Linked DNA regions of Homo sapiens: all the other regions are linked to region 1. The links are chromatin contacts, found by Hi-C or POLR2A ChIA-PET in ENCODE. All regions are on one chromosome and are shown on one strand. The core of a region is the stretch at or near the end of the contact, and the rest is flanking DNA. Distances in the headings are between cores, read along the strand shown.

What was found. Hi-C counts contacts between places; a loop is a spot of excess contacts on that map. ChIA-PET counts read pairs that join two places held with the same protein, here RNA polymerase II (POLR2A). Pooled maps may share reads with other maps.
Region 2: a loop to region 1 is called in a pooled map, with 5 times the contacts of the local background. The contact joins the enhancer-like site here to the promoter of CXCR3 in region 1. A Hi-C loop is called at or near these places in 4 of 37 single-sample maps with no recorded cell type and 10 of 50 pooled maps. POLR2A ChIA-PET finds 5 or more read pairs at or near these places in 4 of 52 experiments (activated CD4-positive, alpha-beta memory T cell, activated naive CD4-positive, alpha-beta T cell and activated naive CD8-positive, alpha-beta T cell).
Region 3: a map of natural killer cell shows a loop between it and region 1 (8-fold over the local background). The contact joins the enhancer-like site here to the promoter of CXCR3 in region 1. A Hi-C loop is called at or near these places in 1 of 168 maps with a recorded cell type or tissue (natural killer cell), 1 of 37 single-sample maps with no recorded cell type and 5 of 50 pooled maps. POLR2A ChIA-PET finds 5 or more read pairs at or near these places in 1 of 52 experiments (HCT116).

What each region holds. Positions count from the first base shown.
Region 1 is chrX:71,617,039-71,619,856 of GRCh38, reverse strand. It overlaps CXCR3 (C-X-C motif chemokine receptor 3), which reads left to right and starts at 1,346. Exons shown (of 2, transcript NM_001504.2): 1 at 1,346-1,419; 2 at 2,398-2,818. The coding sequence starts at 1,408.
Region 2 is chrX:71,180,786-71,183,654 of GRCh38, reverse strand. LOC107985688 (a long non-coding RNA gene) reads left to right here. Exons shown (of 2, transcript XR_001755878.2): 2 at 1-273. Among named protein-coding and RNA genes, the nearest start is that of NLGN3, 37 kb to the right of the region's middle. RefSeq lists enhancers at 1,183-1,272, 1,322-1,616, 1,673-1,722. Within about 2 kb of position 1,599, at least 35 of the 41 ENCODE cell types and tissues checked have a DNase peak (open chromatin) inside an H3K27ac peak, as active enhancers do.
Region 3 is chrX:72,100,543-72,103,242 of GRCh38, reverse strand. All of the region lies in intron 1 of NHSL2 (NHS like 2), which reads right to left. Among named protein-coding and RNA genes, the nearest start is that of RTL5, 30 kb to the left of the region's middle. RefSeq lists a silencer at 2,007-2,126. Within about 2 kb of position 1,367, at least 7 of the 41 ENCODE cell types and tissues checked have a DNase peak (open chromatin) inside an H3K27ac peak, as active enhancers do; they include natural killer cell, where a contact is called at or near this core.

The sequences.
Region 1 (2,818 bases), core at 97-2,596:
GCCTTACAGCTTTTCCTTAAGATCAAGAAGTTCCTATGGCCTCCTCCCCAACCCCATCCTCCTTCTTGCCCGAGAAGCAACTGCTTTTATGAATTTGTGGTATCTCCTGTCCCTGTTTTAAACCTCGAGAACCAACAGTGTTATCCAAAACAACATGGTATTGATTTTGTGGTGGTTTTTAGAGTTTATGTAAGTGGCATCAAACTATACATGGCATTCTGTAACTTGCTTCTTCTACCATGTGATCGTTGGCTTTTCTAGATGCATCCATGTTCAAATGTGTAGCTTTAGTTCATTTGTTTTTAACTGCATGAATATATCATAGCTTATTCACTTAAAAGAAACTGAAGACAGTGTTCATGAGTAGGAAAAGGAGAATCAGACAGCCGTGGGATCAATCCTCACGCCCACCTTTAATTGCCGTGTCTGGCGAAGGCCTGTCCCCTTTCTGAATCATCCATGCAGATAACCCCGCACGTCACAAGTGAGTTGTGTGGTTGAAATAAGGCAGTGTCGGAGAAAGCACCTAAAGCAATGTCTATCACATAGCAAGTTCATTACTGGTAGTTCCCTTTCTTTTTCCCCACTGATTAGCAGGGAGAGGTGGTGGTAAAAAGCTAGATTTAGTGTAACGGCTTTTTAAAAAAATATTTTAATTCCCTTTTTAAGAGACAGGGCCTCACTCTGTCACCAGGCTGGAGTGCAGTGGTACAATTATATCTCAAGGCAGACTTGAACTCCCGGGCTCAAGCAATCCTCCTGTCTCAGGCTTCCAAGTAGTTAGGACTACAGGCACATGCCACCATGCCCGGCTGGCTTTTTTTATTTTTGGTAGAGATGGAGCCTCGCTATGCTGCCCAGGCTGGTCTCAAACTCTTGGCCTTAAGTGATCCTCTTGCCTCAGCCTCCCCAGTAGCTGGGATTACAGGAATGAGCCACTGCACCTAGCTGAAATTTTTAAGAAGGTGGATCTCCTCTGCAGACTTATTTCTCTACCCAGCCTTTACAATCATGCAAAGATCAACTCAAGGCCAGGACAGATGAGTTCCAATCTATGGAGCACTGACCCTACCAGTGCAGGCAGTAGGGTTGCCCTTCACTTCTCAGCTGCATTGCTTCCTCTTCAGACCTCTCTTCTCAAAGGACCTGCCCCCAGCCAGTCATCCTCTGCCCAGCTTTTCTGGTCCCAAGCTTGTAGCCAGCTCCTCCAGAGAGGTTTCACCCAGTCACGGAAACTCTGTGGCCTGAGGTTTAGGGAGGTCTGGTAGAGGTAACTCCCTGGAAGAGGCTGCTGCTGAGAACTGCCTGAAACTCCCACTTCCTCTGTGACTGCAGGTTTCCAACCACAAGCACCAAAGCAGAGGGGCAGGCAGCACACCACCCAGCAGCCAGAGCACCAGCCCAGCCATGGTCCTTGAGGTAAGTGCTGCTGCCCAGCCAGGCCAGGCCAGAATTCGAAGTGGAAAACCCGGGGCATCAGGGGAATGCCAGGGCTGGCCCACAGCCCAGGGTCACCACAGGGTTGGGTGAGTAGCTGGAGGCCGCATGGGTTGTGGCAGAAACAGCACTGGGGAATTGGGAACCCAGCTTGGCCACTGACCCTGGGTGCCTCTCCTCTCCTCTCTGGCTTCGGTGTCTCGTCTGCAAAATGGGGGGGGCGGGGGGCAAGTAGACTCGAAGGCTCCCTTCAGGAGACTTGGAACTTTGACTCTTGGCGTGCTGGACTAAATTGGTACTGGGGAGACCTGCAGGTCCATAGTGCTGGGGGTGAGGGGATAAAGAAGATTCCTTCTCAAGCTAAGTGGGGGATCCCCTTGTGGGCAGCTAAATGGCCGTGCAAGCCTCAGTGTAGGGAGGGGGAAGGACTGGGCAGACTGCATGCATTTGGGGGGCGTGGTGACTTGTAGAGAGGCCACACGGTGGGGGGGGGCGCAGGAAGTTGGGGTCCCCGGACAAGGGCCAAGGAGGGAAGAGGAGGGTTAGTGACTGGAAAAGGGGATTGTGGAGAGGCGCTGGGGAGGAAGGTGGTTGAACTATGTGTTGGGGGTGGGGCACTGAGGACGCAAGGCAAGCCTGAAGGGAGAGCAGGGAGAGAGAGGACAGTGGGCAGAGAGGGCTCTGGGCACTGGAGGGACGCTCTTCTTCCTGCCCAGGGGTCCCTGGGCCGATGGGATCACGCAGAAGAATGCGAGAGAAGCAGCCTTTGAGAAGGGAAGTCACTATCCCAGAGCCCAGGCTGAGCGGATGGAGTTGAGGAAGTACGGCCCTGGAAGACTGGCGGGGACAGTTATAGGAGGAGCTGCTCAGAGTAAATCACAGACTAAATCAGACTCAATCACAAAAGAGTTCCTGCCAGGCCTTTACACAGCCCCTTCCTCCCCGTTCCCGCCCTCACAGGTGAGTGACCACCAAGTGCTAAATGACGCCGAGGTTGCCGCCCTCCTGGAGAACTTCAGCTCTTCCTATGACTATGGAGAAAACGAGAGTGACTCGTGCTGTACCTCCCCGCCCTGCCCACAGGACTTCAGCCTGAACTTCGACCGGGCCTTCCTGCCAGCCCTCTACAGCCTCCTCTTTCTGCTGGGGCTGCTGGGCAACGGCGCGGTGGCAGCCGTGCTGCTGAGCCGGCGGACAGCCCTGAGCAGCACCGACACCTTCCTGCTCCACCTAGCTGTAGCAGACACGCTGCTGGTGCTGACACTGCCGCTCTGGGCAGTGGACGCTGCCGTCCAGTGGGTCTTTGGCTCTGGCCTCTGCAAAGTGGCAGGTGCCCTCTTCAACATCAACTTCTACGCAGGAGCCCTCCTGCTGGCCTGCA
Region 2 (2,869 bases), core at 350-2,849, 440 kb after region 1:
TGCCTCAGAAATGTTTTGTGATGAAGATGAAGGAGAGGCGCTGGAAGCAGAAACTGGGGAGGGGGTAGGATTCGTGTCTCCACTTACTCTCCACCCCAGCAGGGACAGAAAGCATGCCTCCTCTTTCCTGTTCATTGGCTACATTCCTCTCTGAGGCCAGAGGGGCAAGCTGGACAATGCAAATGAACTTTGGATGAGACTTAGCCAAGGGGCCTCCAAAGGGAGAGCAGCGGGGCTGCTTAGGAGGGAATAAAAAAATAAGGTGGTCACCTATTTCTTAGCACCTTCTTTGTTTTCCCAATCGGCAAACTCCTGTCCTCTCCTGGAGATCCAAGACCAAAATGCAAAAGCTCCCTCAGAATATGTGCCTGAGTCTGAGAGCACTTTGCAGACTGGGAGGCCCCTGAGTCTCTAGCCTTTGGTATGATACTCAGGCTCCGGGGAATTGATCCTGCACCCATTATTCACAAAGCCCTATACAAGGCAGTGTTAAACTTAGGTCAAACTGCAAGTTTTCAATCACATGCTTTAGCTGTGGGATAAAGAGACACAGCAGAGAAGTGGTGATGGTTGTGTGAGCATCAAAGAGCAAATGAGACTACAAGAAGCAGCCCAAAGGGGGCAAATTTAGCCAGTCTCTTGCCAACTTCTCACTATGGATGTTCTATTGGCTTCATTTGACCCTATCCAGGAAAGCTAGGATTTCTTGTGCAGGTGGAAGTCCATTCATTCGCCTATTTCAGGGGTCTGGGTCCAGAAGAGCTTGTTAGTTCAGTCTCAGCTCCCTACTTTTCTTACTCCCCCTTCCTTTCCCCCTCCTCCTATTAACGACTGAAGGTCTGTTTCCTCTTTAGGGCTGCAATTTTGCATTTGCAGCCCCCGGCAAAACTGTCATACGTGCCCACCGCAGGTGCCCACTGCAGATGCCCGAGACCCAGAGAAATGTTTGTAAACTTTCAACCCTGACTGTACTCCCCCGGACTCCTCCCTCAGTGGGGCCGGCTGTTGGGGCAAGGCAGCTGACCTTTGCTAGGGACTCAGAGCTGCGGGGGTTCTGGAATTGAACTGGAAATTGAGTGGCAAAAGCCCCGCTGTCGTTTCTCCTGCCCCTGCTCCCACCCCGATCTTGTGGACGAGAAAAAGCTCAAAGAACAGTGAGGGGTTAAGCTCCTTATAAGGAAATGAACCTCCTCTTTCCTGTACGGAAATTGTGCTTTTTGCTTCTATATGTTCAAAATACACTGTAAAAAAACGATCCTCGATAGGATTCACCAAATCCACTTCCCTAGGGCGAGGCGGCGGAGGTGGGGGGTGGGCGTCGAGTGGGAGCGAGGAGAGAGAGGACGGGAGGGGCGGGAATCAGGCGAGTGTGTGAAGAATTTGAGGGATGAGTCATCAAAAACAAACTGGGAAAGGGAGCGGAACTAGTAATCCGAGCTGGGAAGCAGACGAACATTCATTAGACGCAGATCGTGTCAATCACGTTTGCTCCGCAAATGACCTGAGAGCCTGCCGGGCCTCTCCGACCGGAAAAAGGGTTTTGGTGGGCGGTCTAAAGATTTTGAAATCGGAAAAGGCAGATTGCTAGCGAGCCGTCAGAGCAGCTTGCCGCAGCTCAGGCGGGCTCCGCAGAAAGATGGCGTTTGCTATCAAGGTCACATGGCCACTTTAGGGGACTAAAACGAAATACTAGCTGAGAACAACAGGAACTGCCAGCACAGGATCAGATTTTCAGAAGCAGTCTCAATTCTAAGTGTCTTTTTCTAATTAGAATCGTAAGCACATTTTTTTGTATTTGTCCGAACACATGTCCTAAGTCATCAAAACTATGTGAAGGGGTGGAGTTTCACTGGGGGTCTTCTCTTTCCGGGAGCCTGAAAAGGATGGGAGGAGGGTGGGGGAAACCCAAGGGCCAGGGTAACCGCAGAACCGGAAAGCAGCACGTGCCAGGACAGAAGGCACCCACTAGGGTCTCTGCACTGAGAGCAGTATGGGAAACCGATTCCACCAGGGACTGTGAAACTCACTAGATCTGTTAGGCTGGTGCAAAAGTAATGGCGGTTTTTGCCGTTAAAGGTAATTGCAAAAACCGCCATTACTTTTGCACCAACCTTCAGGTTCGGGTCTACGCAGCTTTGTCTAACCTCTGACCTCTCATGAGTTGGGAAAGGTTACCCTGGCAAAAAAGGATTTGCTTAGGTGCCCTATACATTGTACCAGATAACTTCCTCTATGATTTTTTTTTTTTTTTTTGAGATGGAGTTTTCACTCTTGTTGCCCAGGCTGGAGTGCAATGGCACGATCTCGGCTCCTTGCAACCTCCGCCTCCCGGGTTCAAGTGATTCTGCTGCCTCAGCCTTCGAAGTAGCTGGGATTACAGGTACCTGCCACCACATCTGGCTAATTTTTTGTACTTTTAGTGGAGATGGGGTTTCACCATGTTGGCCCAGCTGGTCTCGAACTCCTGACCTCAGGTGATCCACCTGCCTCAGCTTCCCAAAGTGCTTGGATTACAGGCGTGAGTCACTGCGCCTGGCCTCCTCTGTGGTTAAGCTTTATTTATTTATTTATTTATTTATTTATTTATTTATTTATTTATTTTGAGATGGAATTTCGCTCTGTCATCCAGGCTGGAGTGCAGTGGTTCAGCTCAGTGCAACTTCCACCTCCCGGGTTCAAGCTATTCTCCAGCCTCAGCCTCCCGAGTAGCTGGGGTTACAGGAGTGTGCCACCATGCCCAGCTAATTTTTGTATTTTAGTAGAGATGGGGTTTATTTTATTTTTATTTAGTAGAGGCAGGGTTTCACCATGTTGGCCAGGCTAGTCTCAAACTCCTGACCTTAGGTGATCTGCCCATCTCGGCCTCCGT
Region 3 (2,700 bases), core at 118-2,617, 480 kb before region 1:
GGTGAGAACCTTCCCCCACTCCCTCCACTGTGGCCACTGCAGCTATCAGTTCCAAATCCAAGCTTTCCCAGGCGTGGGACTTTGCTAGGTCAAGAGGAGCTACCTGGGCTTGATAGCTGCCACTAGGGAGGGAAAAGTTGGCAAGAAGCTGTTTTTAGTTTCCTCCAGATGTCTGCTGGCCTAGGACCCTTTGGCTCTGTCCCCCGGGAAGGAATGTTTGTCCTAGGCAGCCTCTGCTTTGCTACTGGAGCTAGGGAGTGGGTACTCCCATCTGGGGCAAGAGAATGTGCCAACTCCTACTGTGCTTTTGCGGGTTAATCATTTCCAGGTAGGAGCTGTCACGAGTCACCCTGGTGTTCACCTCCATTGCTTTCCATGAACCAGTCTAGTTTCCTAAAAATACCTGCTCCCTATTTCCCAGGCCAAAATGCTCCAGGAAATGCCTGCAGCCCACGATTGTCAGATAAGTGGCTTCTTCTGTTAGTTTGACCTGTATTCTGATGAAAGGGATTACTAATACTGCAAGAAACAATATTCTGTGACTTACAAATTATATCTGTTAAGAATAATGAATACTTATATAGGGCTATTTATTATACTTTATAGTTTATAAAGGCTACTTTATATATTAGGTTGAACCATACAAATTTGCTGGCATTTAAATGCTTTGGACAGTTTCATAGGATTCAACCTAACACATTTTCTCATTTATTCCTCACCATAATGCTGGGTAGGTATTTTTAGCCCCATTTTACAGAGTAGAGTACTAAATCTTAAGAGTGGTGAAATGACTTTTGACTAAGATTATATATACAGGAAATAGCAGGGTTGAGACTTGAACTAAGTCTGTCTGATGCCAACTCTCATGCTCTTGGTTCTCGAGGTAGGATGATTCAGCCTGGAAGACCACTGCAAGGCTTCGAGACTCCTAGACTACCCTCAGGAATCCCCTGGCTGGTTTCTCTTGTCACCTTTTCTTAGTGGGAGAGATCAGCAGGTGCATAGATGCCTGCAAATAGAAGGTTCTAAAGTGATGAGGTGACAAGTTCTAGTTTTAAGGCTTTGGGAGCCCTGAGGAGGTACAACAAAGACAATATCCAAAGCATGTTAATTCACCCATGCATTTATCCGTCCAAGAGAATGCTACTGGGTAGCTCCCATGCACGTGACAGGCTCTGCACTAGGTGCTAAGTTAGTGCAGAGCCTAGGCTGCCAACATTCAGGGAAGAGGCTTAATCAGCAGGGCTTCTACGCTTTGGCCAGCCTCAGGAGGGGGCTGAAGCAGTAGAGGCTGGGGTGAGATCACCATGTGCATGGGACTTAGATTTCCTGTGACACTGCTCTGTCTTCCTAGCCCAGGCATGATTTGGGAGGCCACAGCTTGTGTGACCAAGCAGAAAGAAGCTGGGCTGTTGCCTGGTGCTTCAGGAGTCTGATACCACTGAGAGTTTCTAGGCTGCAGGGCTGGAGGAGGCAGCAGTAGGAAGGGAAAAGGAATGCTGGTGTTCCACTCCTCGGCCTGGTAATGGGGAAGCTGGCAGGTGGGGCCGATGAAAAAGAGCTCCCTCCCAGGCAGCCACAGGAGGAAATTCCTTTCTCCTGTGCCTAGCTGCTCTGAACCCTCGGCTCCACCATGGGGTTGGGTCTTGTAGCTGGCCAGCTTGGGGAGAAAAGGCTGGGGGAGGGCTCGTTTAGAACTTAGGCAGTGGGCATGCGACCGCCACCTTTGTTTGGGGACAGCATGTTGTCCCGTGGGAGATAATCACATTTCTCAGCTTCCTGTCAATCCAGGGGCCGAGCACCCAAGCCTGCTGTGGAGTCCAAATGCTTCCCAAACCTGGCCTGACTCAGGCCAGGGCAAAACTGGCTGCTCCACCTGTCCCCAGTGCTCTCCAGCCACCTGCCTCCTCCCATTCTGCCGACACCCACCCAGACACCAAACCCCGAGCTCAAACCCTGATGCGAGTCTTCTTGCAGGATGCAATTGAGCCCATGCTTACCATTCCAGGCTCTAAGCTGTGCCGCCATGGCTGTCACCACTGCCGCCCAGGAGCACAGTGGCTCTGGGGCCACAGAGTTAAGATCTCACAGTTGAGTAAGCCACAATGTGGGTTCTTCACACCACACCCTCCCCAACCACAGTGGTAGGGATTTCCTCAGAGCCCCGTTGCCACACACTCTGCTTTTGAAAAAAAAAAAAAAAAGGAAACAGGCATTGGGTTTTGAGTGTGATGAGACGCTGTGAACAGAGATGCCTCTGAAAGCAAAGAAAGGGGAACCTGTGACAGACCTCAGATAATCACCTCGTGAGCACTCAGGCTCTTTCTATATCTCTGTGGCCATGCTACGGCTTGTGGAAAGGCCAGGGCCATTTGTACAGCAATATGCCACATAATGGCATGTAAGTTAACACAGCAGTCCCCAACCTTTTTGGCACTAGGGACTGGTTTTGTGGAAGACAATTTCTCCACGGACTTGGGTGGGGGCATGGATTCAGGATGAAACTGTTCCACCTCAGATCATCAGGCATTAGTTAGATTCTTATAAGGAGCAAGTAATTGAGATCCCTCACATGCACAGCTCACAGTAGGGTTCCTGCTCCTATGAGAATCTAATGCCGCTGCTGATCTGACAGGAGGTGGAGCTCAGGCGGTAATGCTCGCCCGCCTGCCACTCACCTCCTGCTGTGTGACCCAGTTC